3 separate regions of the Homo sapiens genome follow, and all the other regions are linked to region 1. A link is a loop called in an ENCODE intact Hi-C map of the cell type or tissue named here. Cell type or tissue: Panc1. All regions are shown on one strand.

Region 1 (8,000 bases):
TCTCCTAAAGTGTTGGAATTACAGGAGTGAGCCTCGTGCCTAGCCACTCTGCCCATTTTTTGATAAACAGAATCATCTCATGCAATCCCATTTAGTGCGATTTGAAACCTCAAGCCTTTTTCATTTTAACTATGCAATTATGCCAGTCCTGTGAAGGCATGATCCCAGCCATCCAGGCTCAGGGGCTGTCTCAGTCACAGAATCCATCTAGCAATCAAAAAGTCACTTCACTAAAACTCAATTCTCTTTCTCAAACACTAGGAATTGCAAACAAATATTCGTATTTAAATCTACTACTATGAAAAATCTTCACCACACACTAAAGTACTAGATTGGTGCAAAAGTAATTGTGGTTTTTGCCATTAAATAGTAAAAGTAGTAAATGTTCCTCCCCTCTCCCCCATATAGGAAGCTTGCTGGACTTTCTGAAAAGTGATGAGGGCAGCAAGCAGCCATTGCCAAAACTCATTGACTTCTCAGCCCAGGTGAGAGCCTAACGAGGAAACGGGGAAGGGAAACAGGAATTCGATTTTTTTACTTGCCAAATATTTACTGACCACATACTATGATGATAGCAGTAATAATAATGGGTAAAATGTATTGAGAGCTCAGTATAAAACTATGTTTTTTGCATATATTTTATTATACATGTACTCATTCATTTAATCATCCTATAAGCTTTATAGGCTGGGATTTTTGTTATCTATTTTGGTATAACAAACCATCCAAGTCCTAGTAGCTTGAAACAACAGCAATTGTTATTTCTCATGATCCTGTGGGTTGCCTGGGTTCAGCTGGGTGGTTCTTCTGCTCGTCATGGTAAAGTGAGGTGCAGATGTTGGCACTTGCCCAGGCTAGAATGTCCAAGACATGGCTCAGCCTCCAGGGTCTCTCCACATAGCCCCTCACCACCCAATCACCCAGCCTGAGCTTCTTCACGGCGCAGCAGCTGGGTTCCAAGACAGAGCTGGACCAGGGGCCAAGCCTTCATGAGCAGGCTCTCATTAAGCCTCTGCCTGCATCAGGCTTGCTAATGGCCCATTGGCCAAGTCACATAGCCATGCCCAGAATCAGTGTGGGAGGGGACTGACCAAGGACACAAATCCCAGGGACCCCCTCAATGTAACAGTCTGGCCACAGAGTAGGTAATTATCATCCCATTTTACAGAATAGGAAATTGAAGCATAGAGCAGAAGTAAAGTACAGATGTGGAAACTGAGCCCCAGTGTGGTTAAGTGGCTTGCACAAGTTACTGTGCTAATTATGGGGGATATAGCAGTGAACAAAATGAAAATGTTCCTGTCCTAATAGAGTTCACAATCCAGGTGGGAAGATGAGTATTAAATAACCAAATCTCTTAGAGACCATGACCCAAGTGGTCCTGGCTGAGTCAAAAGAGCACAGTATCTAACAAAGTAAATAATGTTCACAAATCGCAAAAACACTGCTGAAAACCTAATTTTCTTTCTCATGTTCCCCACGCCCCTTGCAGCTCCTCTCACCCCCAGCCTAAGCAGTTTTTTCACTTCTGTCCTCTCTCATGCTCTCTCTGATGTCTGGGAAAACAGAGTGTAAGGACGGGGTGGTATTAGAGTGCATAGCTAGAGCATTTAGCCTGGTCCAGGAGCAATCAGAGAATGCTTCCTGGAGGAAGTGGCCTCTAGGCCGAGCCTGAAGGATGAATAGAAGTTCAGTAGATGAAGAGAAAAGGTAAAGGTCTTTTAGACAAAAGAAACAGCCTGTGCAAAAGTAGGTGAAGGAGTTCAGCCTACTCAGCAGGAGCCCAGGGATAGTGGGAGTTGAGTGAGACCCTGCCTGGGCCTCAGCTGGGCCTGCTGGAGATGCCAAGGGCAGGGCTCATTTGAGTATGCAAATTCAGGGGCCCAGAGGACACCACAAAGTGTAACAAAAGACTCTACTTTCAGAGCCTGGAATGCCAGAGGCATATGGAAATGTGTTTTCACTCCTATGGGCCAGGTCCTCTGGGAGACAATAGACTGGTCTGTTGCTAAATTATCATCTTCAAACTAGCAGAAGCCCTGCTGGGCAGCAGTCACCGACCAGGGCAAGAGCCACTCTGCCCGTTTCACAGAGGGGAAAACAAACCAAGGGAGGAAAAGAGGTTCTGGGCCTTCATCTGTCCAGAAGCAGAGGTAGATTCAGAGCCCAGGGACAGAAAGGAGCCCACCTGGGGCTTTGGTCTTCACCTCCAGACTCAGAGAGGCAGCTTGGAGCAGCAGGTGGAGAACTGGACCACACATGTGGGGTTTCTGTAGTCACAGCTTTGTGGGTGACATGAAATGTTATTCAGTAGCTGCATATATACAAACAGGTCAAAACAGAGCTGCTCTGACTGAAGCAGGGTGGGGGGCTTATCTGTGGCCTTTCTTTTGTCTCCCCCACCCCCATATAACCTTGAGGCATCCATAGGATTCAGTTGGAAGAGCTCTACAGGTCCTTCCAGCTCTGATGCTGTGACTCCCTGATACTCTTTGGAAGCAAACCCAAGGGTGCCCAACCTCATGGCACCCTATCTGGGGGTCATGAAATCTCACCGCCTTTATCAACCCGCAGTGCTTACACCTGGGCCCAATAAACCTACTCGTTATTCATTCAGTCAGCAGACCCTGGAGAAGCAACACTATTAGCATCTGGGCTTAGGAGTCACACAGAGTTTTGTTTTGATCTCAGCTCTGCCTGTGTAGCCTCAAGCAAGTTGCTTAACCTCTCTGAGTGCCACTTTCCCCCACTGGGAGCACTGGGAGCCACTCTTTAAATAAATACTTAACTATGTGCCAAACACTCTACTAAGCCCTTGATGTAGGCTTAGGGGATTCATCTTCACATGACCCCTTGGAACCAGGTGCTATTACAGAGAAGAAAAGTGAGGTACAGAGAGATGACACAACTTGCTTGACATCACAGAGCTGCAGCGCTCAAGCTGAGTTGGTCCAGCTCCAGAGCCATTTAGCTATTACCCTCTGCTGTCTCCTAAGTGGGGTGTCATCCCTGCCCCATCGAGCTCCTGTGAAAATCAGTAGCATATGAGCATCTGCCAGTGAGCATCAAACAGTGGTAACTACCAGCATTAGTCCTTGCTCCAGAAGAAAAGCAAGGCAAAAAAGCTGGGCCAAGTAACAGGTAAGTGCGTGGACCCCAAGCAGCGCTTTTGGAGCTCCAGCCCTGGCTCCGCAACTTGCAAGCTGTGTAAGCTGGGGCCACTTACCTATTTCTCTGGGCTTCAGTTTTCTTATCTGTGGAAATGGGGCTGATAACAAAAGTGCCTCCTCCAAAGCACATGGTAAATGTCACATAAGTGTTTAAGTATCATCTTATAAATAAGCTATGATGCCTTCCATTAGCATCATAACTTTTGTTAACTGTTCATCTAAGGACTCATAAATTTCCCACACTCCCAGGGCCAAGATGCTGTCTCACTCCACCCTGGCAACCTCATCCCCATTTCGTCCCCACCCCCCACTATTCTAAACAAAATCAGAGTCTCTTCCAAGTTTTTACTGAAAAATTTGGGTCTCTGGGTCTCCCTTGGGCATGACAGCTCAGGCCTGTAATCCCAGCACTTTGGGAAGCTGAAGCAGGAGGATCCTTTAAGCCCAGCCTGGGCCACATAGTGGGACCTCTTCTCTATTAAAAAAAAAAAAAATTCTTTTTAAATTTAATCTGGCATAGTGGCATGCACCTATAGTACCAGCTGCTTGGGAAGCTGAGGTGGGAAGACTGCTTGAGCCCAGGAGGCACAGGTTGCAGTAAGCTGTGATCCCACCACTGTACTCCGTGACAGAGCAAGGCCCTGTCTCAAAAGAAAAAAAAAAAGAAGAAAGAAAAGAAAAAAGCAAAGCATGGGTCTCCATTCTAACTGCCTCGGGTGCCCCCTGCTGTCCACCCCTTGCAAGTGCGCCACCCACTTGCCTCAGACCTTGAGAAGCCGGCCGGTGGTGCTTTGATTGTTCTGTCTAGTCAGACGCCCTCACTTCCAGAATAATTTCATCAGACTGCACCCAGCTGCAGTCTGCCGGAGCACTGGAGTGCTGGGTTATTTAGAGGCAGCAGGATGCACTGGATTGGGAGTCCTCAGACTGGTTTGAGCCTGACATTCAGAATTTTCCTGGTGGTGTGATCTGGAACAAGTGGTTCCATGTCTGTAAAACAGAGATTATGATCATTCCTGCCTCAAAGAGCTCAAGCCCAGTTTGTAAACCAAAAGTGCTGCTTTCTGGGCATCTGAGGGTTCATCTTCAACCGCTTTTGTCCAAACCCTTGTAAGTAAAAATGTCTGCAAGATATAATCCCTGTGTTTTCATCAGAGGCTTCTAGGGCTCCTGGTGTGAATAAGAATCCTCCACGCAGTCTGTTAGTCACTCAGCAGCCATGGTGATCTTTAAATGTACATCAGAACATGTCACGCTCCTGCTCGAAGGCCTCTAATATCTCCCCAACACGCTCAGAATAAAATCCACCCTCCTCTCCTGACCTACAAGGCAGTTCATGATTGGCGGCCTCCCTCTCAACTTCAACTCTCCCCACTCTCTCTGTGGCATCTTCTGCTGGCCACACTGACCTCTGTGCTGTTCCATGAACACCCAAGCTCTTACCTACCTCCACGCCTTTGCATCTCATGTTCTCTCTGCCTAGAATATTCTTATGCGACACACTTATTATTATCATCATTCAGATCTTTGCTAAAATCTCACCCCCTCAAAGCAGGTTTCCCTGAACGCCCAATCCAAAAAAGCTCTCTACAGGTCATATTTTGTTACTTTGTTTTATCTTTTTTTTCTTTTTGAGACAGAGTCTTGCTCTGTCGCCCAGGCTGGAGGACAGTGGCACGATCTCGGCTCACTGCAGCCTCTGCCTCCTGGGTCCAAGCAATTCTCGTGCCTCAACCTCCTGAGCAGATGGGATTACAGGCGTGCACCACCATGCTCATCTTCTTTTTGTATTTTTAGTAGAGACGGGGTTTCGCCATGTTGGCCAGGCTGGTCTCGAACTCCTGGCCTCAAGTGATCCGCCCACCTCGGCCTCCCAAAGTGCTGGGATTACAAGTGTAAGCCACCATGCCCGGCCTGTTTTATCTTTTCTTTATGGTACTTACCACCTGCAGGGGCTTTGCCGGGCTCATCACCTGTTCAAGCAACATGTCTGGCACCCACAAGACACTCAGTGGATTTCTGTTGAGTAAATAAGTGAATTTTCCCTACCCAGGCTGGGGCATGAGGAAGATATGAGAGGTATAGCAGAATATGACATGAACCTGGGTTGTCCCCAGAAAGAGAGTTGAAGGTGAAAGCTCTTCATAGTATCCTAGGGTTCGTGTGTGTGTGTGTGTGTGTGTGTGTGTGTGTGCATGTGCACGTGTGTGTGTATGTGTGTTCCTGGAAGAATAGGTCCTGGAGAAATAGTCCCATTGCTTTTTCCCTGAGAACATTTCAAAGTGCTCTCTGGAAGTCTTGGAATTCTAGAGAATCCCCCAAACTGGCCCAGGCCTCCTTAGGGATCCCCCTAACCTGAATGGGTTGATGGAGGAATGCCACCCTGAGCCCTGGGGCCCTCCCGACACAAAAGGGAGGGCTGGTGCAGACATTTCGCATTTTCTTCACTTGAACACCTCTCTGCTGCTTTTGGGTGGGGCCATCTTGGCGTAGGCCAGGTCTGAGGACAAAGGTGTCTCTGTTTGGGGTGCAGATTGCAGAAGGCATGGCCTTCATCGAGCAGAGGAACTACATCCACCGAGACCTCCGAGCTGCCAACATCTTGGTCTCTGCATCCCTGGTGTGTAAGATTGCTGACTTTGGCCTGGCCCGGGTCATTGAGGACAACGAGTACACGGCTCGGGAAGGTAGGGAACGCTGCCAAGCAGCCCCACGTTGCCCATTTGGATGCTTGTGAGTGTTGAGAGTTGATACTTGTGAGAGCGATTGGTAAAATGCAAGGGACTGCCCCAGTACTAGCTGTGCATTCTTGAGCTTGGTGGATCCTTCTGGATAATGTCCTGAACTTCAGAGTCTCACTCAGAGATTTTGAGGAGATTTTAGATCAGATTGAGAAGTACTGATAGATTTTAGAGGGAGTGGGCAAATATATGTCGAAATTAAGGGTAAGAGCAGCTTTGTGCATAACAGACAAAAATGGGGAGGGTATCCAAATGTCCATAGCAGGAGGATGGATTGTGGTATATTCACACAATATAATACCACGCAGTGATGAAAAAGCACAAACTGGCCAGGCTCAGTGGCTCACGCCTGTAATCCCAGCACTTTAGGAGGCCAAGACTGGAGGACTGCTTGAGCCCAGAAGCTCAAGACCAGCCTGGGCAACACAGGAAGACCTAGTCTCTACAAAAATTTAAGAAATTAGCCAGGCATGGTGGCACATGCCTGTATGCCTGTAGTTGTGGCTACTCAGGAGGTTAGGGTGAGAGGATCACTTGAGTCTAGGAAGCTGAAGCTGCAGTAAGCCATGATCATGCCACTGCACCCAGCCTGGTGGACAGAGCAAGATCTTGTCAAAAGAAAAGAAAAGAAAAGAAAAGAAAGAAAGAAAGAAAGAAAGAAAGAAAGAAAGAAAGAAAGAAAGAAAGAAAGAAGGAAAGAAAGAAAGAGAGAGAAAGAGAAAGAAAGAAAGAAAGAAAGAAAGAAAGAAAGAAAGAAAGAAAGAAAGAAAGAAAGAAAGAAAAGAAAGAAAGAGGCACAAGCCAATGCTAAATGCACCAAAATGGGTAACTCTCACAGGTATAATATCAAAATGAAAGAAATTAGACCAAAAAAAAAGAGTAGATGCCACTTGGTTTCGTTTTTGTGAAATTCTAAAAGAGACAAAACATGTAATTGGACATTCATGGCAGCATTCTTCCTAATAGCCAAAAAATGGAAACAACACTCTTTAATGTCCATCAATTGATGAACAGACGAACAAAATGTGATATATCCATACAATGGAATATTATTTGGCCATAAAATGGAATGAAGTACTACGCCAGGCTAGAACACAGATGACCCTTAAAAACATTTTGTTAAAGGAAAGCCAACATGAAGACCACATGTTGTATAATTCCCCTTCTATGAAATGTCCAGAAGAGGCAATCTTTTTTTTTTCTTTGAGATGGAGTCTTGCTGTCACCCAGGCTAGAGTGCAGTGGCTCAATCTCAGCTCACTGCAACCTCTGCCTCCCAGGTTCAAGCGATTCTTGTGCCTCAGCCTTCTGAGTAGCTGGGATTACAGGCGCACACCACCATACCCAGCTAATTTTTGTATTTTTAGTAGATAACAGGGTTTCACCATGTTGGCCAGGCTGAACTCAAACTCCTGACCTCAAGTGATCCGCCCGCCTTGGCCTCCCAAACTGCTGGGATTACAGGTGTGAGCCACCATGCCCGGCCCAGAACAGACAAATCTAAAGAGACAGAAAGTAGATTATTGGTGCCTACAGCTGGTGGTGGGGAGTTGGGAGAAATGAGGAGTGACTTCTGTGGGTTTTTTGCAGGGAAATGTGATGAAAGTATTCTAAAATCCACAACTTTGTAAATATTCTGAAAGCCACGGAATTATACACTTTAAATGGGTGAAATGTATGGTCTGTGAATTCTATCTCGATAAAGCTGTTAAAGAAAGAAACAGGCAAAATTTATTTATAGCACTAGAGGTCAGAATTGCAGTCACCTTTAGTTTCTGTTAGCCTAATATTTATTTATTTATTTATTTATTTATTTATTTATTTATTTATTTATTTTGAGACGGAGTCTCGCTCTGCTGCCCAGGCTGGAGTGCATTGGCGCCATCTCAGCTCACTGCAAACTCCACCTCCTGGGTTTAAGTGATTGTCCTGCCTCAGCCTCCCAAGCAGCTGGGATTACAAGCATGTGCCATCATGCCCAGCTAGTTTTTGTATTTTTAGTAGAGACAGGGTTTCACCATGTTGGCCAGGCTGGTCTCGAACTGATGACCTCAAGTGATTCACCCACCTGGGCCTCCCGAAGTGCTGG
Region 2 (8,000 bases), 56 kb before region 1:
GTGTGCCTCCCGTTACCCCATCTGTCCAGTGAGCTCAGCCCCCATCCACCTAACAGGGTGGCCACAGGGATTACTGAGGGTTAAGACCTTAGAACTGGGTCTAGCACCCGATAAGAGCTCAATAAATGTTGTTCCTTTCCACATCAAACATTTTATGACTCAGTTTACCTTTCTTGCCTTGTAATAAGCAAAAGATGTCTGGGTGCATCCTACCCCAACTGAAGTGGTGGTGAGCTATTCAGAAGATCCTCAGGGGAGTTCACTGTTTGGGAAGAAGAAACAGTACTTGTTCCCTTGCAGCCTTGTTACAGCCTAGCTCTGTGCTCAAGTCACAAACAAGAAATAGCCAAGACTCCACAGGCAGCTATCTGGGAGTCTGGGGTAGTCAAAGAAATGGGAAGGAAAGGTTGGAGAGGTAGAGAAGTCAGGATAAGGACAGCATTCAGCACAGCCTGAGTAAAGGCTGGAAAGCTAAAAGGGATGAGGCCTGAGAGGAGGCCAGAGACTCACATAGGAGATCCAAAATGTGTTTGTAAAACCTTGCAAAGGCTTCCATGGCCAGACACATTGTACACACCATAAAATAGGCACTGTTAGCAATTTTCAAAAAAATGTTATTAGGACTCCAGGTCCAAAGAGTTCCATAATTCATACTTGGTTTGTGGTAAATGATCATCCCATCATCACTGGTCCATGTAGGGCCCTTCTGATGTTTTATTTTACCCTCTCCTGATCCACATGTTCCCCACACTCCTTTTCCCTCTTTACTATGAGCGCCTAACCCTATGTGCTGATATATGTCCCTGGACCTAAACTACACAGTGCTTTGTGTGTGTGTTTGTATAAATGATATTACATAAGAATTTCACTCTATTCCTTCTCTCACTCTGTAATGTTTTTCTATTTAAAAAGAAAACTAAGAAAATTTTTAGAGACAGGTTTTTGCTCTGTCACCCAGGCTGGACTGCAATGGTGCAGTGACAGCTCACTGCAAGAACTCCTGGGCTTAAGTGATCCTCCTGCCTCGCCCTCCCAAAGTGCTGGGATTAAAGGCATGAACCACCAAGCCCAGCCACCCTATAATGTTTTAAATACCTACATATGTGCTGTTGAAAAATCTCACTGTTGCATCCAACTGCTGCAAAATATTTCGAGTTGAGCATCCGCTGTTTTCTTTATCCATCTCCCCAGAGATGAACACCCAGGTTGCTTCCAACTCCCTCTTACCACAAACAACACTGTGATTGATGAACATTTTTGTACATGAAACTTATGGGCCTATGTGAGCATTTCTTTGGGCTCTAAATCCAAGAGTGGAATTACTAGATCACAGGGCAGGTTTTGAATTTCATTAACTTCTTCCAGAATGGCTTTCACCAACGGTGAGTGAAGGATGCTGTTTCCCGACATCTTCATCAGATTTTTCATCATCTGATTTTGTAACTTTGCATTCAGTGTGGGTGTAAGGTGGCAAGTTGTTTTAATTTGCATTTCTCTGTTAATCCTGAAATTTATAACTTCCTTCTATACTAGTCAGCCATTTGAGCTTTCCTTTCTGTGACTTCCTTGTTCATATCTTTTGTTCATTTCCTACTGGGCTTCCTGTCTTTTTCTCATTGATTTGCAAGAGTAGTTTATAAATTTTAGATATTAATCCCTTTTGGATGTTGATGTTCCAGGTATATTCACCTAATATATTTGCCTTCTGTCAAGTTTATCTGTGACAGTACTCAAACTTCAGCAGGCATCAGAATGTCCTGGAAGGCTTGCTAAAACACAGATGTCTGAGCCCCACTCCTAGAGATTCTCCATAAGAGAAGGGGAAGGGCCTGAAAATTTGCTTTTTCTTTTTTGGGGGGACAGAGTCTTGCTCTGTCACCCAGGCTGGTGTGCAGTGACGCAATCTCAGCTCACTGCAACCTCTGTGCCTCAGCCTGCTGAGTAGCTGGGATTACAGGCATGCGCCACCATGCCTGTCTAATTTTTGTATTTTTAGTAGAGATTGGGTTTCACCATGTTGGCCAGGCTGGTCTCAAACTCCTGACCTCAGGTATCTGCCCTCCTCGGCCATCCAAAGTGCTGGGATTACAGGCATGAGCCATCGTGCCTGGCCAATAATTTGCATTTCTAACAAGTACCCAGGTGATGCTGATGGTCCAGGGACCGCTCTGAGAACAACTGATTTGTGATGGCTTCCATTGGGCAAACTTGTTCTATTGAGCAAATTCCTTAATTTTGAGGTTGTCGATTTTATTTATTTTCATTTTCTGGATGAAGGAACTGGAGTTCAAGAGGTGAAGTGAATACCCCAAGGTCACACAGTGAGCTGGGCTTTGGACTCATGTCTGGCTAACCCAGAGCCCATGTCCCTAGCCTCTCTACTGTCCTGTCTCTGAGACTTTGGGATGTAGTGGCCGTAGCCTGAGGCATTCCGACCTGAGGCTACAGGGAGCCTTAGTAAGTTCCTGAGCAAGGCAGCCGGAGAGGGAACAGTTGGTTGGGTAGGGACAGGGGCCAAAGATATAGGAGTCTCTCTTAAAGGCCTTGGGGCTTTCCAAGAAAAGCTCAAAAACTGCCGAAAATCCTAGCCACAGCACAGTGACAGGGCTGCTGAGAGGCACTGGGACAGACAGTTCTTACCCCACAGCTCCAGGGATGGGGTAATTTCCCTCACACCCCAAGGAAGTCCCCACCCGCTCCGGAACTACCCTCTTACCAAAGCCATGTAACCCCTTAGTTCCTGGGGTCCAAAGGGCACTGTCTGGGGCAACCCAGGCACTGAGTCTGGAGACTCTGGCCACACTTCCTCCTGTAGCATCCAGAGACCCTGCCAGGAATTGCTTCCCTTGTTGGTTCAGTTCCTGACATCACAAGAGGGGAAAACCCCCTAGGGGTGGGATAGCTGGTTCCCAAGGACTTCTAGGGGTAGTGCAAGTATGGAACTTCCCCACCAGCTGGATCCCCTGGGGACGGTCTTGGCCCAAACGTGAGTGGTAAAATTGTCTCCAGCTGCCGTAGATGGACGCCTCTCCCAAGGTGGGGCCCTGAAACTTCCTACCCACTCCCCACTTCCACTGGCAGCTCCCAGCAGTCCTTCCCAACTATGTGCTCAGGAGCAGGAGTCCTGGGGCCACTGTCATTCAGCCGCCAAGCATTTAGAGGGCACTTGCTCTGTGCCAGGCATTGCACAAGACACTAGAGGGAGATACAGCACAGTCTGCCCACTGAGGGGCACACTGATGGGGAAAACAGTTCCCAGATAATCATAGCACAAAGTTCTCAATTGTAAAGTCAAAGAGTGAGACACCAGCTCTTTCTGGGGAAGCTGGAAAAGGTTTCACAGGGGAGGTGAGCCATGAGCGAGAGCTTGAAGGACAAGGTTTTTGGTGGGTGAACAATAGAAGAGAGAGCCCTCCAGATGGGGACCCAGCACAAGCAAAGGCAGGGGAGCTTGAAGGAGCATGGCGTGCTCTAGGACTGGCAACCGGTTAGCACTCGTGCAGCACTTAGGCTCCCTGGCCAGAGGGTCGGAGGGTTTTTAATCCGAGCTCTGCCATCTGCTTGTTCGGTGACCTTGGGAAAGCCCCTAAAATGTCCCTGGGTCTTGGTTTCCTCATCTGTAAAGTGGGGTTGATAATAGCCTCACCCTCGTAGATCCCATAGATTGTCATGAGTCTTAAGATATTTCACGTAAAAGTATATGTAGAAAGTGCTCAATTAGTGACCATTGTGATAGCTGGAGGAACACGGAGTGTGTGAGGTGGGGGACGAGGTGGGTGGGTAGGAGTTGCAGGAGAGGAAACCAGAGAAGTGGATAGATTAGAAGCCCTTGAAGGGCAGGCTAGGAAGCATAGGCAATGGGAGGCTATCTAATGTTTGTTGTTGTTATTGTTGTTTTTGTTATCGTTGTTTGAGGCGGGTTCTCACTCTGTCACCCAGCTGGAGTGCAGTGGAACAATCAAAGCTCACTGCAGCCTCCAGCTCCTGGGCTCAAGCCATTCTCAGCCTTCAAAGTAGCAGAATTACAGGTGTGCGCCACCAGGCCTGGCTATTTCTAAATTTTTTTTGTAGAGACGTGCTCTCTTTATGTTGCCCAGGATGGTCTTGAACTCCTGAGCTCAAGGGATCCACCCGCCTGAGCCTCCCAAAGTGCTGAGATTACAGGCGTGAACAAAGGTGCCCCACCTGGGAACAAGCCAGGGGACCTGCATTTTCTTGAAGCGAATCAAGCTGCTGGAGAGGAGGATCAATAGGAAAACAGAGGAGCGTCTGGAAGCAGGGAAGTGGGGAGGAGGCTGGAACCAGGACCACATGAGAGATGGTAAGACCTGACTGAGCTGGGGTAAGAGGAAGGAAGAGGAGAGAGTAGGTTCAAAGAGGAAAGAAGAGAAAGAGAACTCTGCCTACCCCCACCCCCACTCAGAAATAGTAGCCCCTCACATTCTTTGACCAAATTCATTCGTTCATTCATTCATTCATTCCACAACCATTTATTTAGCATTTAAACCCTGGCCTCTTGGAGTTTACATTCTAGGAGTTTATATTACTATTAAATGTTACTAGGAGCTTCCAGATGCAGTAACGACCCAATCAGGTCTAAATGGCCAGAAATTGATGGCCCTCTTGGTGGGTCCTCCCACTTGACTTGTTGCTTATCCTCAGGTATTTCAGAGCAGGGGCAGAGGGGTCTTAAAGCCAGGCCAGCCTGTTCTGCCCACTTCCTACCTTGGGGAGTTCACTGTCTCCTATGGCAGCCCCTTCTATCCAATGCAAGAGCTAACATCCACCTCCTTGTCCCCCCACTCCCTGCCCGCCGTCCCCAGGGCCCCCCACCTGGCTTCTAACATCACCTTTAAGAGCCCTACACGGTATCCCTGATGCCTCAGCCACTGGGCAGCCCTGCAGCAACGTGCAGAAAATGATGCAATCTGCAGAAACTTCTCAACTTCTCATTTATATCTAAAAGCAGACTGTTCTCAAAAAAAATATTTTCAAAGCCTATCATGCAGACAAAGGGGGAGTGCGTTTGATGTGTAAAGACCTACAAGTAAATAAGACCAACAGCCTAATAGAAAAATAGGCAAATTATTTATACAGACAGTTCACAGAAAATACAAACGACTCTAAAACGTGTGACAAGATGTTCAACCTCACTCATAAGATAAATGCAAATTAACACAACACCGAGCAACCATTTTTCAATTAAGAGATTGGCAAAGTTTGGAAAAGTGTGATCACTCACTATGTGGGTGTAGGTGTGAGGAAACAGACACTCTCACACATTCCTGGTGGGAGAGCAAGTTGGTATAAACCCTACTGAGCAATATCTACCAGGATGCAGGAGCCCTTTGATGCAACAATTCCACTGCCAAGAATTTCTCCGGCATTTATACCCACACGAGTGGAAACCAATGTGCAAGGAAAGTCATTGCAGCTTTGTCTCTAATAACAAGAGTTTGGAAATAAACCAAATGTTCAGTGATAGGGGTCTGGTTAAATGAACTGTGGCTCATGCAGGCAATAAAATACCATGCAGCCATAAATAAGAACTAGGTAGCTCTGTGCACCGATACAGAATTATTTCCAAGATAGAGTAAGTGAAAAAAAAAAAAAAAAGCAAAGTACAGAACAATGCACTTTGAATAGTGCTGTATTTTTGTTTAAGGAGGCGGGAAATGTCTTTTAAGTATAGAATAGTTCTGGAAGGTACACAAAACAAGTTATAGTTGTGCTTCTGAGCTGGAGGAGTGTGTGGCTATAGAATAAAGAGGGAAGGAGACTTTCTCTGCATGATGTGTCCTAAATGTTATGTCATGAATATGAATTACAGCAGAGCAATTTTTTCAAAAACCACTATTCCAGTATTGTGGTATTTACTGAACTCTATAGACACTATCTGTTTCCATATCTGTCTGACCCCTCCAACCCCACGCCTACTCTCAACACTCACGCTTACACACACACACACACATGCACACACACACACACACGCACACACACACACACACACAGAATCTTGGAAAGGGAGGCTGGTTCTGACTCATTCCTACATTCCCTGGAGCTCAGCACAGCACCAAGCACAGAGCCTCCTGCCAACAATCATATGAGTGAACTATCTTGGAAACAGATCCCCCAGCCCCAGTCCAGCCTTCAGATGACTTCTCATCAGGCGTTGACTGCAGCCTCATAAGAGATCCCAAGCCAAAACCACTAAGCTAAGTTAGTTCCACATTTCTGACCTACAGAAACTGTGTGAGATAATAAATGTTGGCCAGGTGCAGTGGCTCACACTTGTAATCCCAGCAGTTTGCGAGGCTAAGGTGGGAGGATTGCCTGAGGCCAGGAGTTCCCGACCAGCCTGGGCGACATAGTGAGACCCTGTCTTTATTTTTTTTAATAGTTACAATTTTTTAAATCTCAATCCTGCTTCTTCTGTATAATTACACAGTTTTAAGTTGCTAAATTTTGGGTAATCTGTTACACGGCAGTATATAACTAATACAATCACCAAAGGTTTGTTTTTGTTTTTGTTTGTTGTTGTTTTGTTTTTTTGTCATTGTTGTTGTTTTGTTTTTGTTTTTGAGACCATCTCGTGCTGTCATCCAGGCTGGAGTGCAATGGGGTGAACACAACTCACTGTTACCTCGACCTCCTGGGCTCAAGCAATCCTCCTGCCTTAGCCACCCATGTAGATGGGACAATAGGCATGCATCACCATGCTTGGCTAATTTTTAAATTATTATTATTATTTTTGTACAGATGGGGTCTCACTTTGTTGTGTAGGTCGGTCTCAAACTCCTGGGCTCAAGCAATCCTCCCACCTCAGACTCCCAAAGTGCTAGGATTACAGGTGTGAGCCACCCTGCCCAGGCACAATCAATAAGCCTTTATTAAGCATTTGATGTGTATCAATTCCATGGTGATTGCAAAAGAAGAAGACATGGTCCTGCCCTTAGGGGAGCAAGCCACCTGCACATTCATTCCTAGACTCATTCCTTACTTCAACCAACATTATTGAGCATTTACTATATACCTGGCTCTGTGCTTAGTGTTGACCCATAGGATGTCAGCAATTAAAATACACCATAGAGGCCTGTAGTCCCAGCTACTTGGGAGGCTGGGGTGGGAGGATCACCTGAAATCAGGAGTTCAAGGCCAGCCTGGGCAGCATAGCGAGACCTGCTCTCAAAAACAAAAATGTGTGTGTGTATATATATATATATATAGTAGGACAAGAGGGAACTTTCTAGAGTGATAAAAATGTATCTCCTAATGGGGTTTAAGTTACATAAATATATATGCATTTGTAAAAACTCAGCAAATGAACACGTAATCTTTTGCCCTTTGCCTGTAAATTTACATTAAAAGAAAATTACTGTAAACAAATATTGAAATTGAACTCCAGTTAATAATATGTGTGTTGAGGTAATTTCTTTAAAATGCATCTTAAAAGATGAATTGATAGACAGATAGATGAACAAACATGGTTAAAGCAAGTAAAATGTCAATGGTAGAATGTAAGTGGTGAGAGTAGGTATTTTGTCGCCAAAGTCTTTAAATTTTGCTGTGTATTTGGACATTTTCATAATAAAATGTTCAGAAGGAGCAACACTTGATAACCATATATTCCAATTCCCTCATTTATTATCATTATTTTAGTTCCATAAATAAAAACAATGCATTCTAGTTAAGAAAGAAAAAAACAGCGAGAGAAACATCACACACCAGGGCCTGTTGGGGGATGGGGGGAAAGGGGAGGGAGAGCATTAGGACAAATACCTAATGCATGTGGGGCTTAAAACCTAGATGACAGGTTGATGGGTGCAGCAAACCACCACGGCACATGTATACCTATGCAACAAACCTGCACGTTCTGCAAATGTATCCCAGAATTTAAAGTAAAAAGAAAGAAAGAAAAAAAAAAACATAGAAAAACACTTCCCCACCACCAATTCCAATGTTCCTTTCCTCTTCAGTGACAACCTCTGCTTCTTGTTGGC
Region 3 (8,000 bases), 240 kb before region 1:
CCACTGCCACTCACCTATACCTATCTCGTGCTTGGTGCACCTCACATCCACCTTATGCCCTAAGCCAACACATGTACCGAAGCCCTATTCTTATGCTGCACACCCAACGCCTCAAGCCTTCTCCATGCCAGCACCCCATATACGCCTGTATCCGTATATGTGCCCCCAGCCCTCCTGGTGCCTGTATTCTTTCCCATCCCTGGTGCTTTTGTGCCATATTCTTTGTGTCAATGTCCACTTCATGCCCAGCACCCTTAGGCCCATCCCCCTGGGCCTGCATTTAATGTGCCCACTCTCCTCTGTTCATGTTCCTTTGCCCACCGCGTCCTTATGCCCCCGTTCCCACGCCACTCTGTTCCACTCCTCCAGCCGTCCTACCGCCTGGAGGAAGCCGCGTGTGTTCAGCAGGTGGCAGGTGCGCCTGCGCTCCACCTTGTTGGGCTGCGCCAGTACAGGCCCTGGCACAGGCGCTTGGTGAACACGCCCTCCGGAGCCACCCAGAGCTGCACACCGCGCTCCAGGTGAGGCGGCAGGCCCTGCAACACGTGGGCGCTGGGCAATGGGTCGGGGAAGCGAACCTGCTGCAACGTGAGGTGGCGGCCCCAGCAGGCGCTCGGCGGCCGCCCGCGGACTCAGACGACAGCGCTGGGCTGTGCGCCCGGTGGCTTCGCGCACCAGCGCTGCGGAGAGAAGAGCCACACGTGCAGCCAGCAGGCTGTGGGGCGAGAGAGGGTGCACGGGCTGGACGTGGGCGGCGCTAGCTCCCCTCGCCTTCTTACCCTCCCCTTCAAACTCTGCCGGACCCAGAGGTCGTCCCAGCCTCTACCTCGGAAATTTTGGGTGCTCTCTCCCTATCAGTGATGATAAGAATTCTAGTAATAATAGTAGTAAACAATAGCTTCCAGTATAAACGAACTGATAGTCGAGCTCTGCGGTTAAAAGCTGGGGCCATCTGTACAGTGAGGGCATGACCCTCCCAGCAAATCTTCTGGGATTCTAGGAGCTTCCTCCCAGCAAAGATTTTGATGCAGGTAGAAATAACCATAACAGCGACAATAACAACAACCTAGCAGCGTCTCATGAGAAACCAGCAATCCTGCTCAGTGGTTAGGGTTGTGGGCTCTGCAGCCAGGCCCTCGGATTCTAGTCTATCACTGCCACTTAGGAGCTTTCCCAGGGTTACCAGCTGTGTGACCTCAGGCAAGGTTCTTAACCTCTGTGTCCTGGTTTGGGCATATGTAAAATGGGAATAATAGCAGCATCTGGGGGCTGTGGGGAGCTTGGAAGGGTGCCTGGCATAAACTAAGCCCTCAGGAAATGTTGACTGTTGTGGCTATTATTGGGAGCCTGGGCTGGGTGCTTTGGGTGGGAGAGAGAGGTGGGCTGGCCCCACCCCGCGGCCGTCCCCAGTTCAGCACACTGGTCGGAGGGGAGGGGATTTCGATTCCTTACCAGGTTGCTGAAGTCATCGGAGGGCATTGGGCACCAGAGGTTTTTGAGGTCCTATGTCTGGCACCCTGGTGAAGGAGAGGAAGCAGTCAGGCACCATCTCACCCTGACCCCAGACCCATAGATAAGGAGGAGGCCAGGGAGGAGGCAGGGCTGGGTGAGGAGACCCAGTCCTTACTGTGGTCAACCAAAGGGCCTGGAGGAGGATGGGTGGTAGTAAGGAACCCTGCTGGGCCAGCCTGTGGGGCCACTCCTTGTCCTCATCCTCTGTGGCAAATCCGGAGCCATCCTGAGCATTGGGAGAAGAGGCTGTGAGGGTGGGAGAGGAGGCCTGTGACTCCTCAGGAATTCCCAGACTGTTCCCACCAGTGCAGAGAGGTCTGGGCGGACTGAAGGCCAGCTGGGGTTGACAGTGTTTCTGAGTAAAAGGGCTGGCTGTCCAATGTATTAGAAGTCAATATTATGGCACTGGGCTTTTGAGAAAAGAACTTTGAAGTTTCAGAGCTCAAACTCCCCCGCCCCCATGGAGGTAAAGAGAAAGTTGATGAAGATGTTGTAGGTATTAGGGCCAGAGATGGGTCACTGTGATAGGGAGAGAAGTGCTGGGGGTAAATGCGGAGGTGAGGGAGCTGGAGATGAAAGGTATGCGGGACAGAGCCAGATGCTGATGCGGGGGTGGGGGTGATGAGCACAGAGCAATGAGCTGTCGACGATGGCGGAAAGGTGATGGGGTGGAGATAATAGGGGTGATACAGACAGAATGAGGGAGACAGAGCTGATGGGAACAGTGAGGGAGCCGGAGGTGATGGAGCTGGACCCGATGGGGTGCATGGGGGTGGAGTGATGGACCCAAGGAGGACAAAGGAATGAATGTGGAGAAGATGGGGTGGCTGCAGACAGGGCAATGAAACTGAAGATGGTGGAGGTGAAGGGAATGGCCTGGTGGTGCTGCAGATGGAGGGAGGGCTGCAGGAGAGGTAGAAAAAGGTGGAGCGGGTGGGAGCATGGGGACAGGGCTGGAGCTGGTGCTCTGGAGGGATGAGGTAAATGATGGTGCTGGAGGTCATAGCCAGAGAGGGTGGGGCCAGTGGGTGACTTGCTGAGAGGTGACTGAGCTGGCAAGGCTGCAGGGGCTGGAAGAACACACTCAGCAGGTCTGACCTGCAGGCAGGCTCAGCCACTTCCCAGGAGCTTCCTTCGGACTAAAGGGCATGCCTACCTCTTCAGGGGGCGCCCAGGCCCTGGTAACTGCATCAAGCAAGAGACAGCCTGCTATTCCCTGGGCCCCAGGAGGAACCCCCTCAATTTAGACGATCCCAGATGAGTACCCCAGCTCATTGTATGGCCTCAGGCAAGGTCCACCTGTTTCTTGGCCTCAGTTTCCTCCTTTTCTTTCTTTCTTTTTTTTTTTTTTTTGAGATGGAGTTTTGCTCTTGTTGCCCAGGCTGGAGTGCAATGGTGCGATCTCGGCTCACTGCAACCTCCACCTCCTGGGTTCAAGTGATTCTCCCGCCTCAGCCTCTTGAGTAGCAGGGATTACAGGCACCCGCCACCACTCCTGGCTAATTTTTTGTATTTTTAGTAGAGATGGAGTTTCACTATGTTGGCCAAGCTGGCCTCAAACTCTTGATCTCAGGTGATCCACCTGTCTCCGACTCCCAAACTGCTGGGATTACAGTTGTGAGCCACTGCATCCAGCCAGTTTCCTCCTTTTCTAGTGGGGAGATAAACTGTGTGGTCTAGGCGTCCTAAATTGACCAGCACATGAGTTTAAGCTCAATGAGTCCACCACCCACTTTATAGATGAGCAAAGAGATCCTTGTTGCCAGACAGCCATCGTTGGCCATTACCTCCAGGGGCAGGATGGTACCTGGGCCACAGCGGCAGACACAATGTGGTCTTGTAGAAGTTGGAGATGTTGGCCGGGCATGGTGGCTCATGCCTGTAATCCCAGCACTTTGGGAGGCCAAGGTGGGTGCATCACCTGAGGTCAGGAGTTTGAGACCCCTGGCCAACATGGTGAAACCCTGTCTCTACTAAAAATATAAAATAATTAGCTGGGCTTGGTGGCAGGCGCCTGTAATCCCAGCTACTTGGGAGGCTGAGGCAGGAGAATCGCTTGAACCTGGGTGGCGGAGGTTGCAGTGAGCCGAGATCTCGCCATTGCACTCCAGCCTGGGTGACAAGAGCGAAACTCCGTCTCAAAAGAAAAAAAAGAACTTGGAGGCGTCCAGCTGGCTGCACTCACTCTTGCAGCCCAGAAGGTGGCGCTCTTGTTGAAGGCAGAGTGGAATCGTTTCTTCCAGGTGGAGGGGCCTCTTTGTTGGTGCCCTCCAAATGCTTGCCCTTGTGCACCATCCAGGCCTGGAGGATTGGGGATGGGGGCCTTGGGGGGGCATTTGGGGAGGAATAGCTAGGGCACTGGGCCGTGCAGAGGGATGAGAATCTGCCCTGCCCCTTGCCCTCTCTCTCCCTCCTTTTCCCTTTCCTTTCCCTCCCTCCCTCCCCACAACACATATTATTTGAGCTCCTACTAGGACCCCAGCTAGGGCTGGGGATTGAATGAGGAATAAGATAGACATGGTTCCTGCTCTCAAGCCTAATGGGAGAAGACAGCTGTAATCAGTTAAACAGAAATAACTATATTCCAAATTATGGTTTGTGATAAATAAAAGAAAAAATAAATAGAGTGATGGGATATAAAATCATGGCAGTGGTTTGCTATCTGCCGAGCCATAGAATGAAATCCCTACCTATTGTCATACACAAAGTGGACTCCAGATGATTTTAAAAACCACAGGTAAGAGAAAAAATGATAAAAAATTAATGGACAATAATGTAGGAGAAAATCTTTTAGGGTCAGAGAACATTTCTTAAAATGTAAAAGGAGTGAGACCCTGTCTCTACTAAAAAAAATAAAAAATAAAAATTAGCCAGGTGTGGTAGTACATGCCTGTAGTCCTAGCTACTTGGGAGAGTGAGGCAGGAGGATCACATGAGCCCAGGAGGTCGAGGCTGCAGTAAGCCGTGATCACACCACTTCACTCCAGCCTGGTGATCAGGGCTCACTGCAACCTCGACCTCCTGGGTTCGAGTGATCCTCCCACCTCATCCAAGTAGCTGGGACTACAGGCGCACCCCACCATGTCTGGCTAATAGTAAAATATTTTTTGTAGAGATGGGGGTGTCACTATGTTGCCCAGGTGGTTGGTCTCGAACTCTTGGGCTCAAGTGATCCTCCCACCTCGGCCTCCCAAAGCACTGGGATTACAGGTGTGAGTTACCGTGCCCAGCCTGGGAGGCTACTTTAAAGAGTGTGGTCAGAAAAGGCCTCTTTCAGGAGGTAACATTTGTGCTAAAACCTGGATGGAGCCTGATGAACAGCTGGGGAAAGGTGTTCCAGTAAAAGGAACAGCAAAGGCAAAGGGCCTGCAGTGAAAAAGAGATGGATAATTCAGGCAAGGCCAGTGTGGTCAAAGAGGAGGCCATCAGGAGATGTATTGCTACATTTCTCTCGTTCAGCACTGAGGGGGATTTAACTGATGAATTGCACTCAATCATGCACTGAGGGGGATTTAACTGATGAATTGCACTCAATCATTGTTCTCAGAGACTCCAGGTCTTGTTGGAAACATGGACACCAAAACAGAAAAGCCACAGTTCCTTGTGGGTGCCAGGAGTGAGACTTTTTGAGGCTTGATTTTATTGTCTGCAAATGTCTGTAGGTGTCAATACCACCTAACCTCGTGAGGTTGGGGTGGGTATAAGATGAGCTGGTGCATGTAAAATGCTTAGATAAGTGCCTGGCACACAGTGGTAATTTATTGTGACACTTATTGTATTAAGAATAACATGAAGATGACGTGGGCACAGGGCAGAGGGTGCTATCACCATGACTAGAGGTGTATTGGTTTTGTTCATGGCTGTGGTCTCCAAGCGACTAGAATGGTCCCTGGCACACAGGACACCCCCAGTATGTATTTGTTGAATGCACTGAGCTGGGCCTTGAAGGGTCAGTAGGAAGTTGAGAGATGGAGTGACATTTTTGGAAGAGGGAAGAGCTTGAGCAAAGTCCTGGAGGTATAGAAGGGCGTGGTGCACTCAGGGGTCAGTGAGCAGCCTGGTGTTGCCCTTGCTGGGTGTGTGTGTCTGAGGGTACAGTCAACTCTCGTTATTTGAGGGAGTTTAGTTATGTTCTATAAAGTTCCCATAAACACTAAATTAGGGACTAAGGAACCATTGCTCCTAGGGGAAATACAGGGCTAGGTCCCTGCCAGCTTCTGGTCATACCATTTTCATCAACCAACCAACACATAACCTTGTTTTCTGTGTGTTTCTGTTTGAGGAACTTTATTTAATATGATGTTGATTTATTAACACTGAACTCGCAACCAACAGCTCTAAACCTCATGCCTGAACGAAGCTTATCTAACTTGTATTTTCCCCAGAAGGCATATGACAGCTTTCTTGCACTCAGGAACACTAGACCACACTTCAGCTTTATGCTTGGGGGCCATTTTCAATCACCAACAAAAAAGCACAAAAACATAAAAAATGTGGCACTAAACAGACTGTAAAAAGGACACGTGTTTACATATGAGAGCTGAAATAAGAAGGCAGAGAATTGCCTTGTTTGACCTGAGCTTCGAATGTTCCTGGGTGGTTGGGGGGCAACTTACCTTTTTTGCCATTCTGCGCACATCCATGAATGGCCATGAAACTGATACAAGTGTTGCTTTGGGGATTACAAATAAATCATAGCAAATAGGATAATTTGCAACGACAGGATCTATGAATAATGAGGGTCGACTGTGTGTGGTGGGGGAAAGAGCAAGAGAAATTAAGGAGGAAGAGATAAGCTGAAGCTAGATCATGAATGTCCTTGAAGGCCAAGCTTTATTCCATGAGCTTTGGGCACCAGAAGGGTTTGAAGCCAAGGAGTCACATGTGTGTGACAGTGGTGGATTGAGGGATGGGTCAGAGCAGCCAAAAGGATGGGGAGGCCAGCCCCCAGAATCTCTTGCCTCTGAACAACAATGCTGTTGTTCACGTATATGCATACGTCTTAAGGGACAGGCCATGCAACCACCCATTCAACACTTATTGAGCACCTACTATGTGCCAGGCACAGTGCTTGATGACACCACCCTCAAGCGGCTCATGGTCTGCTGGAGAAGACAAACTCACACCAGACACTTAAAATTCACAGGGAAAGTTGTTCAATGAGCCTTCACCTTTGGAGTCAGTGATGACTTGGAAGAAGCACTGAGTTGGAGCTTAATAAATGCATTAAATAAATGAATGCATCGGGGGAGGCTCTCTCTTTTTTAAAAAAAAATTTTTATTTCCATAGGTTTTGGGGAACAGGTGGTATTTGGTTACATGAGTAAGTTCTTTAGTGGTGATTTGTGAGGTTTTGGTGCACCCATCACCCAAACAGTATACACTGAACCCAATTTGTAGTCTTTTATTCCTCACCTCCCAGGGAAGGCTCTCTTGAGCAAGAGATGGTTAAGCTGAGGATGGTGGGAGCTGACCAGGTAAAAGTGAAGAGCAGAAGGCATTGCAGGCAAAGGGAATCGCATGTGCAAAGGTTTAACGGTGATAAAGACATGAAACATTTAGAAATGAAAGGAGCTACAGTTGGGGAGGGGAGGGAGTGGAGACAGATGAGGCCAGGGAGGGGCAGTTCATGGATGGCTTTGAGGGTATAGTGAGTGAGGAATTGAGACTCCTTCACAATGGCAATGGGGAGCTATGGAATGATTCTGATAGGGGAGGGTCGAGGCTAGATTTGCATTTAGAAAGATCCCTCTTAAGGACTGCGGGGATTGCTGAGGGATGGGGGAAGCAGGAAGCCCAGGGAGGTCACTGCAGTTGTCCTGTGAGAGCTGACAGAAATGGGTTTCAGCAGAGGGACCGAAGAGACATTCTGCAGGGAGAGCCAGCAGGCCTTGGTAATGGAGTAGAATGAAGCTGGAAGGTGGGGAGTGGCCAGGGTTCAGATACCCAGGTGGCAGAAGTTTGTGGGGCAGAGCTGATGAGTGTGATGTTTGGGGTGTGTTGAGTTTGAGGTGCTCGGGGGCCATCCAGGAGACAGTAGCCAGCAGGCAGCTTGATGAGCAGGCTTGGGGTTCAGAGGAAGACCCACAGCCACCATGCTGAGGCCACGGAAGGGGACAGTGGGACATGAGGAAGTAGGTTCAGAAGTGAGTGCTGGGAGCCCCAGTAGAGGAGGGGACAGGATGGAGGTTGAGAAACAAAGGCCTGGGAGGGGTTGCAGGGCAGGCAGCAGAGATTCTGGAAGCCAGATGGGAGTGTTTCAAGGAGGAGGGAGGGCCTACAAGATGCAGACCAACCCAACACCATCCAGGAGCCAAAGAAGATGAAGACAGTGACATATGCTTAGATTTGGCAACTAGAGGCATTATCAAGAGGGACAGAAGCCGGACTGGTCATGGGGGGCTGGGAGGCTGAGAGGGAGGGAGTTGGTGTAAGGAGACTCTCCAGGTGCTTCCCACTGTGGAAGGAGGGGGAGGCCACAGAAGGAG

The links. Peaks named below come from ENCODE experiments on the same cell type or tissue, not always from the same donor. Only the 100,000 strongest peaks of a DNase experiment are listed, where the experiment ranks them.
Region 2: a loop joins it to region 1, with 4 times the contacts of the local background. A loop is called at or near these places in 26 of 110 quality-filtered maps.
Region 3: it touches region 1 in a loop (11-fold over the local background); 50 of 110 quality-filtered maps call a loop at or near these places.

What each region holds. Positions count from the first base shown.
Region 1 is chr20:32,088,160-32,096,159 of GRCh38, forward strand. It overlaps HCK (HCK proto-oncogene, Src family tyrosine kinase), which reads left to right. Exons shown (of 13, transcript NM_002110.5): 10 at 409-485; 11 at 5,704-5,857. Among named protein-coding and RNA genes, the nearest start is that of TM9SF4, 18 kb to the right of the region's middle. RefSeq lists an enhancer at 2,864-3,659. In Panc1, a CTCF peak has its summit at 3,901 (motif pointing left); a DNase peak (open chromatin) is centred at 3,912; H3K27me3 peaks cover 312 bases.
Region 2 is chr20:32,032,033-32,040,032 of GRCh38, forward strand. It overlaps CCM2L (CCM2 like scaffold protein), which reads left to right. Exons shown (of 10, transcript NM_001365692.1): 10 at 1-148. Among named protein-coding and RNA genes, the nearest start is that of HCK, 16 kb to the right of the region's middle. RefSeq lists enhancers at 3,121-3,300, 6,066-6,135. In Panc1, a CTCF peak has its summit at 3,216 (motif pointing right); no DNase peak of the experiment used is centred here; H3K4me3 peaks cover 295 bases; H3K27ac peaks cover 1,631 bases.
Region 3 is chr20:31,849,160-31,857,159 of GRCh38, forward strand. It overlaps a transcript of DUSP15 not described here. Among named protein-coding and RNA genes, the nearest start is that of FOXS1, 7.6 kb to the left of the region's middle. In Panc1, a CTCF peak has its summit at 3,715 (motif pointing right); a DNase peak (open chromatin) is centred at 3,742; H3K27ac peaks cover 1,104 bases.